Linked DNA regions of Homo sapiens: region 1 is linked to region 2. Evidence: chromatin contacts called from ENCODE Hi-C or POLR2A ChIA-PET data. All regions are on one chromosome and are shown on one strand. Each heading gives the region's core, a stretch centred on a gene start or an enhancer-like site at or near the end of the contact. The rest is flanking DNA. Distances are from core to core; before and after follow the strand shown. Region 1 holds the start of MAGI1-IT1 (MAGI1 intronic transcript 1). Region 2 overlaps MAGI1 (membrane associated guanylate kinase, WW and PDZ domain containing 1).

Region 1 (4,518 bases), core at 1,254-3,753, 99 kb after region 2:
TTGCCTACATTCATAATTCAAGGAAATGCTCAAATTCAGTTAGGGGTTAGTGAAAGTGTAGATAGATAACTCTTAGCCCACCCAAATTTGCAGATCCCCTATTTCTCTGACAGACTTTTTGGGGACCCGTGGATTCCAAGGTTAAGAATGCTGTTTTAATGCCTGATGAATCTGTGTGTCTGTTTGTCAAAGATGACCCCCATCCTTAGGATGTAATTTTGCCTTGGCTCATTCCTGTCAATTTGGTGTTCATGACTCATAATTCCTGTTTTTGACCACAACTAAACCAATATTAGAAGGAAGTGCTTGCACTTGTTTTTTTCCGATACTTTTGCTCTGCAAAGGGAACAGGAAGAACAGCAAGGAGTGTATATTTAAAAGAAAAGAGCACCTTAACTACGTACCAAAACACAATTCTTTTGATCTAATGATTAATTTGTGTGTGTTAGAATATTTACCAACCAGAAAGACCACATAAGGCCGGGCACGGTGGCTCGCGCCTGTAATCCCAACACTTTGGGAGGCCGAGGCGGGTGGATCACGAGATCAGGAGATCAAGATCATCCTGGCTAAAACAGTAAAACCCCATCTCTACTAAAGATACAAAAAATTAGCCAAGCGTGGTGGCGGGCGCCTGTAGTCCCAGCTACTCGGGAGGCTGAGGCAGGAGAATGGCGTGAACCCAGGAGGTGGAGCTTGCAGTGAGCCAAGATCATGCCACTGCACTCCAGCCTCGGCGACAGAGCGAGACTTCATCTCAAAAACAAACAAACAACAACAAAAAGCCACATAAATATCACTGGCACTTCATATAATTAACTGTACAAAGTATTTCCTGTTGTTTGTCTTGACAAACACTTTCATAACACTTACCATGTGCAGATACTGTTCTAAGGACTACAAATACTAACTCTGCAATCCCTAATACAACCTATGAGTCAAGTACTATTATTATCCCCCTTTTACAGATGAGACAACTGAGGCTCAGGGAAAGGTTAAGTAATTTGCCCAAGGTCACAGAATTGGAATTCCAACAGAGAGCAGCTGCCTATGGTGTTCTCAAAGGGAGGGCAATGCCAAACGAAAACAAGCAACAAGACTCTACTCATTGCAAGTGAGCAAAGGTTCTGATCAAATCTTCATTCTTGCTTCCAAATCACTTGCTGAAAAATTAAAACTAGATAAGTAAGGACAGCTGCCTTTATACCTTCTGGCCTATTCACAGGCAGATTTCCAGACGAAACCAAAGGCCTTCATGAGGAAAAACAAAGCTCCTCAGTCTCAGGGCAGCTAATGCTGGGCCTGGCATTTTTTCCACTCTTATCTAAAATATGCTACAGGAGAATCTAGGCCCAGTGATAAGCCAGGTTTCAACTTCACCTCCCCAGCCTGAGAGCGATTACACACATACTTGGGATTTAACCAGCAAGAGAAGGACACGGAAACCTGGGTCCCTCCGAGCCCAGTTTCTGTTGACACTGTTGCCAGGGCTGAGCCAATTGCACCAGTGTCAAGAGCTCCACAGGGAGGTTTCAGCAGGGAAACCAGCCCTACAGGTGTATCCAGGGAGGCAGGTGTACAAGGCCACATTCTTTCCTCCACTGAACAAATCAAGGTTTGTCTCCCTGCTGTGCGGGGCTCACAGGGCCAGATAAATCTCTCTCAGACAACAACCTCAGCACAGAAACAGTGTAGCTTGCTGCCACTCTGTAGCACCGAAAGTAAAATGCCAACCACTGAAAGAGAGAAGCAGATAATGTTACAATAACATTTATCTAGAAAGGCAATGTTCGTTAGGTAAAATTTAACTATGGCAAAAATCTTTAGGACAGATAGACTCAATAAATGTTTGTGGAACTGAAAACCTAGTGCTACCTTTTAAAAGGTTTCTTGGACTAATTTAAAAGCTTCATTTGGCTGTGTGAACTGGCATTCCCTTTCTAAAATGATAGAGTCCCAGTGGTAGCTATAATGTTAAATAAAATGACTTCATTTCCTCCAGAGGAATATTTTTACCCCAACCCCCCATACTCCGGCACTCAACTACTCAAGACTCCAACATCAGGGGGCAAAAAGTCAGGCCTATTAGGCCTGGATCGTTCTCAGATTAACAACCTTGGGGGAATAATCCTATAAGAAAATATTTTCAAGATTTTGGGTAATAACATTTTTGGGCCAGATGAAATTTGTTAGAGTTTGCACTTCTGTTTCTAAAAACCTCTGAAGCCATTTGTTTCCCACAGTTTTTTTCAGAAGCTATTTTGTGGGAAAGAAAGCCAGGGCCTAGGCAGCAGGCCAGCTAGAACGGGGTTGCTCTGAAAGAAAGCCAGCCCCGGCAAGCAGGAGCGACATGGGCAGCGCTTGCCAAGGTGGTTAATTTTTTACCTGGGTAGAGCCATAGGCACTGACATAGAAAATGTCTGTGACACGGCGGATCCGGAAACAGGCAAGATGCACAGGCAGTGGAGTGTCTGACCCCAGGTTTGTTGCTACAAATTACAAAGGAAGTTATGCCAAACTGAAATAGTTATCTACAGAGAGAAGGAGGAGGGGCGGGGTGTGTTGTCAGGCGGCACGGCGGGGAAATGGCAGTGCTGCGACAGAGGACCTCGACTCTGGACTACACAGCCTCGCACTCCAATCTCAGTTCTGCCACTTGTTGCTGGAGGAATCTTAAGTCAAGTTTCTTAAACACTCTCTGCCTCAGTTTCTTCACCTATAAACCACAGGCCCCAACCCCCAGGGCTGCTGGGATATATACCAAGCAGGTACTCAGAACAGTGCCTGGCACTGAGGAAGTGCCAGGTAAGGGCAGCTGTTGCTATTTGTGCAAATTCTGACATTTGTCATTCTGAACATAACCCTCATAACAAAAGAGGTACAACTGTTACCTCCACTGAGAGATGAAAGAATTGAGACTTAGAAAAATGAAGGAATTTGCTCAAAATCATGCAGTTAGCAAAAGACTACCTGTTTGTGAAATCAGAGCCCAGCAGTTTTAACCTCTCTCATCTGGTCTTTCTTCCCTTACTTAACTTCCCGAAAGAGAGAGACAGAGACAGAAAGAGAGAATGAGAGATGGGGAGAAACACAGAGACAGGGAGGAGGGGGGAAGCGAAGAAAACACGTTAGAGGTAAATAACTTTTTAAGCTAATAAAAAATAACCTTGGCCAGGTGTGGTGGCTGACGCCTGTAATCCCAAAACTTTGGGAGGCCAAAGCAGGAGGATCACTTGAGCCCAGCAGTTCAGGGCCAGCCTGGACAACACTGCCTCTTAAAACTAAATAAATAAATAAACGTAATTAATTGCAAATGAAATTCCACCAGGCCAAACTCTCAGTGGCTACATAGTAAGTGGTTACACCTCTCCTAGCCTCCTAGACCAGTTGCACCTTGATTCTAGCTGAGTTTCACTAAGCAGGGCAAATGAAGCAGGAGAAGGCTCGGAGGGAACCCACCTGAAATGAAGCTCAGCTGTCTTTGAAGAGTCTATCTATTCTAAGGCTCAGGAGTGGTGGCATGATGAATATCGCTGCTAGGAGAAGAAATGCAAAACCATATAACATTTTTGCCTTTCCATCCTTGAAATGCCTTACAATTTCCCTTGGAAAAAAAAAATTGTCTTGTAATTCTTATTTTTCTTTACTTCACTTTTTCATTTCCAGAACTGCTATGGTTCTGGCTGAAGTATCAGAATGACAACCATGGATCTTCTACAATGCCACCATCAGTCTCTCAGCAATTGTAGCAAAGGGAAAAACAACACCACTGAGGCCGCCAGTCACAATATTTACCCATGCCAGAGTGTTCTGTTTGTTTTCGGTGGAGGATGCAGAGAGTAGATAAACGAAAAGCAAAACTTCTCTGTGTCAAAACACAAGCTGAAGATGATTTCCTTCTCCACTGCCCATGTATGAAATATACACAAATCCAGGGCAGCCCTGGGCCGAAGGAGTGTTTATGGTTCTGCCCGGCCATAAACATGCCAGCCTTCAAAACACCAGGACATCAAACAAACAAGGCAGTTCCAGAAAGGATATATCGACTTTTGACGTCTAATGCTCTGGGTGAAATAACTTTGTTTCCCCTAAAAATAGATAAACTAAAATAAATATAAGAGTATTCTACAGCAATGTAGCTAGCCGCATCTTCCTGTGACTCACTGTTTGATAATAACTATGGGCCAGGAACTAAGTGCTTTTTGGTGGAATGACTGATGCTCTTCATACCAACTCGGTGAGGAATTTAAAATGACATCCCTTTGCAGATAAGGAGACTGAGTCTCAAAGAGGTAAATAACTATGTAGGTTTACATAGCCTGCCACCGGCATTTGGACCTTGGTGTGTGAGATTCTGTAGGGTGAAGTCTAACAAAATGGCCCCACCTTCAGTTAAGGATTCAAATGATCACCTAGTAGCCCTTCAACCAGGGTTAAAGCTAAACTCATTCAGAGTTTCTGGCTCTAAACCTCACTCTCATTTCTTTACAGTGAAACACAGAAATTTAAAAAATTCAA
Region 2 (3,968 bases), core at 384-2,883:
ATCCCTCAAATGTTTCAATATCAAAAGTCTAAAATGCATACCATGCTTTTACCAGCTGCTGGGAAGTTGGAATGTATCAAAACGTATTCATTTCTCAGTTCTGCCCACACTAACCTCCCCATTAACTTAATATTAGGGAGACAAGCAATGAATTTCTGGATCAGTAAGTAAAACCTGAGACGTATCCAAAAAAGGGCAGCTGAATGCAAGGAAACAAAAGCAGTCTCTATCCTCACAAGACCATATTTTATTAAATGATTTCAAAATGCTTCTCTCTGTTTGATGCATTTTGCTGCTGATACTCAATATGGAAGCCTTCCAGGGAGAAAGTGGTTATCTCAATCAAGAAGTGCCCCGACAGGCCAGGTGTGGTGGCTCACATCTATAATCCCAGCACTTTGGGAGGCCAAGGCTGGTGGATCACCTGAGGTTGGGAGTTGGAGACTAGCCTGGCCAACATGGTGAAACTTCATCCCCACTAAAAATACAAAAAAAATTAGCCGGGTGTTGTGGTGCACACCTGTAGCCCCAGCTACTCAGCAGGCTGAAGCAGGAGAATCACTTGAACCAGGGAGGTGGAGGTTGCAGTGAGCCAAGATCATGCCATTGCACTCCAGCCTGGGCAACAGAGCGAGACTCTGTCTCAAAAAAAAAAGTTGCCCTGACAAAAACAGGTTAGCTGTGTAAAAATTCTAATCTTTTATTTAAAGGTTTAAAAAAAAAAAAAAAAGCATCGGCTACTCAGGAGGCTGAGATGGGAGGATCCCTTGAGGCCAGGCGTTTCAGAAGAGTCTGGGCAACAAAGTGAGACCCTGTTTCAAATTTAAGACAAAACACAACAAAGAAGTAGCAGAAAGAAACAAGGAGACATGAGTACATGCAATACACTTTCTCCTTTTCACTCAAGGATTTTGCTGTCCCAGTAAATGTGACAGTGCTTTGTACATACAACTTTGAAAGAATAGGTGCATGAGGCAATAATGTGCCTCCATCTCTCCATGAAAATCCTGAGTTCTCCTCAAAAGCTCAGAAATTCCCATGCCAGCGTCTTCACAACCACCATTTCCATGTGATTAAAATAAACAGCCACCTTTTCTGAAAAATGGATAACTTTGCAATATGTTCATGGAAAAGCTCAATGCTGTTCTTACAAATACTACTCAAGGAAGTTTTGTTTGGAAGAATTTGAATAAAATGTCCCACGAGAGGGTTCTGCAAATGAGGCACAAACCTAAAAACACAGCTAGTCTCTGTCACCTAAATGAGCTGCTGTGGCCTGGCTCATCTGGTAGCACCATGACTCGCAGTTCCTGCAAACCTCCCAGGGTGCAAAGCCATGACAGATGGTCACACTACTGAAAGGGGAATACCTACAACCACAACCAAAGGGAGAAGTCCACAGAAGTCCACAACCAAAGGGAGAAGTATGACACCTTGGAAACGTAAACAGCATCCCCTAATCAAGGGCTGCAAAGTCAAACGTCTACAGGGACAAGGAAGGTAATATAAATAACTACGTACAACATCTGCTGGGTATTATGCAAGAGGGGATGGATGGTGCTGGCTGCAGCTGCAGAGGGTGTGCCACACCTGAAGCATAAAAATTATTATTTAAACTCTGGGCTGATAAAAACCTGCCCAAATCCGTGGGGGGCGGGGGTGAGTTTACAGCCTGAAGCACTTAGCACCCTAACCAGCAGACAGGATGTGCTCATTAAAAGATGCCATTATAAGCAGGAAGCCTTGTGAGTCCACAAGAGAAAAAAAGGCCTGTGAAATGTTTGCTTTGAGATCCGCAGAAAGAGATAAACAGTACCAAAGAAATGGGAGGAAAGGGCTTGGTGCGATGGCTCACACCTGTAATCCCAACACTTTGGGAGACAAGGCAGGAGAATTGATTGAGGCCAGGAGTCTGAGACCAGCCTGGGCAAGCTAAGACCCCCATCTCTACAAATAAAATAAAGTAACTTTAAAAATAAAATAAAATAAAATGGCCCAGCATAGTGGCTTGCACCAGTAATCCTAACTACTCAGAGACTGAGGCAGGGGGGATCACTTAAGCCCCAGAGTTATAGGCTGCAGTGAGCAATGATGAGACCACTGCATCCCTGCCTGGGCAACAGAGTAAGACCTTGGAGGAGACGGGAGATGGGGAGGAGAGAGGGGAGGGGAAGGGAGAAACAGAGAGAGAGAAAGGAAAAAAAGAGAAAAGAAAGGAAAAGAAAAGAAAACATAATTAAATAAAATCAGAAAGTAGGAGATAGCACATGTAGATTTGTAAGAACCAACACCGGATAGCCCATTAACCCCCATAGATACATTGGCTCTGGTGGGGAAAAGCACCATGCCAATTCAAGCAAATGTGAAATGAAGCCCTTCATTCATGTGTATCCACTCACTCATTCTTTCCCTCACTTACGCAACAGCTAGTCACTGGAAGCTTCTCGCATGCCAGGCACCCCTGGCTCTGGCCTGAGGACATGGTGTTAGACCAACACAGGACTCTTCCAGAGCTTACTGTGTCCAGCACTGACCAGCAGAATTTTCTTGATGATGGATGTATTTTAGATCTGCTTTGCCCTATATGATTGCTACATGTGTCTACTGAGCATTTGAAATATGACTATGGCAACTGAGGGACTGGGTGGGAGGAGTATTTTATTATGTTTAATTTTAACTAACTTATATTTCGATTTAAATAGTCACATATGGCTAATGGCTACCATAGTGGATAGTAAAGGTCTAGGTAGGGTGTCCAGGCATCGCCCTCGGGTTGGGGAGAAGAAAAAGCAAAAGGGAATAGAAGACTCCAGAAGAGTAGAATGCAGGTTTTACCTCCCTGTATACTCATAACTTTCTCTATACCAATCAAATGCACAGCTTATCCATTCCTGCCTCCCACAACCCTGTAACATACCCTCCCAGATGGCAGAAGTTAAAAATGAATGGCAGATGGTGACACTCAATGTCCTACTCAATAAAGTGTGACCAGAGCAAGACTCGATGAACTCAGGTATCTGATCCAATTTGACCCAAACTGCAATGCTGCCCAATGCTGTGTTCTTTCCTCACAGCCCTGCCTGGAGAAGGTCATCGGGTGACACAGATGCTGCATGACTATAGAAAACAATGATTCTAAGACAACACGCCAGGCTTTCCTCCCCTCCATTCTGACATATCTCAGATGAACAAGTAAGGACATCATCACGTGCTACACCTCAATGTCAATGGCACTTTTTCAAGAGGTCAGTGTGTCCCCTCCATACTGATGCCTGGGACACTGAAGTTGGGAGCTGATGGTCTTAACCCTCTCTGCAAAACTACAACGGTCTCTTGGCTCCAGCCAGCCGCACAAACTAACAGGACCTTGCCTCTCCATGGGAGTTTCTGGGCATGCTCAAGTTCATGAGACGCCTAACGGAAGGGGAACTCAAATCGCCCATGGATCCAGACTTCCTTTTCTCTTAATCCAGTGACATATTAGAAACTGTCAACTAACCTACCAGAAACACAGGAATCACATGAAAACCAATACACCCTGACGGCCCTGTTTACTTGACAGGAGTTGGCCAGCTCCAACAGAGGTAATGGGGCTTATTGGGGCTCATGGCCACTGCACACGCACAGGCTACACCTGGCAGAAAGGCAGCCCTTCTTTCTCAATAGCAGTTGGCCTTTGTTCTTAAGGTCAGTTGCCAGAGTCATGGTCAGAAGCATTTAGAACAGGAAACAGAGCTAATCTTTACAAGGACTGGCAAGTAGTTTCCTGGAGAAAAGAAACATGAGAGAGTACAGCACAAAAATCTAGTACTGGTTCAGATTTTATGAACCATCAAAACACAGAAATGCTACCAAGTAATGCTGCAGAGATGTCCTATTCTTCACATTTGAAGAAGTTAAAAATTGATAAACTTTTGTTCATTATCACCCTATGATTGTTTGCAAATCAGAAGACTTTCTTAGCTATT

What was found. Hi-C counts contacts between places; a loop is a spot of excess contacts on that map. ChIA-PET counts read pairs that join two places held with the same protein, here RNA polymerase II (POLR2A). Pooled maps may share reads with other maps.
Region 1: a map of PC-9 shows a loop between it and region 2 (2.3-fold over the local background). The contact joins the promoter of MAGI1-IT1 here to the enhancer-like site in region 2. A Hi-C loop is called at or near these places in 2 of 168 maps with a recorded cell type or tissue (HepG2 and PC-9) and 1 of 50 pooled maps. POLR2A ChIA-PET finds 5 or more read pairs at or near these places in 1 of 52 experiments (WTC11).

The regions. Positions count from the first base shown.
Region 1 is chr3:65,952,055-65,956,572 of GRCh38, forward strand. MAGI1-IT1 (MAGI1 intronic transcript 1) reads right to left here and starts at 2,504. Exons shown (of 3, transcript NR_145422.1): 1 at 2,386-2,504. The region is part of intron 1 of MAGI1 (membrane associated guanylate kinase, WW and PDZ domain containing 1); the gene reads right to left.
Region 2 is chr3:65,853,463-65,857,430 of GRCh38, forward strand. All of the region lies in intron 1 of MAGI1 (membrane associated guanylate kinase, WW and PDZ domain containing 1), which reads right to left. Among named protein-coding and RNA genes, the nearest start is that of MAGI1-AS1, 38 kb to the right of the region's middle. Within about 2 kb of position 1,634, at least 5 of the 41 ENCODE cell types and tissues checked have a DNase peak (open chromatin) inside an H3K27ac peak, as active enhancers do; they include PC-9, where a contact is called at or near this core.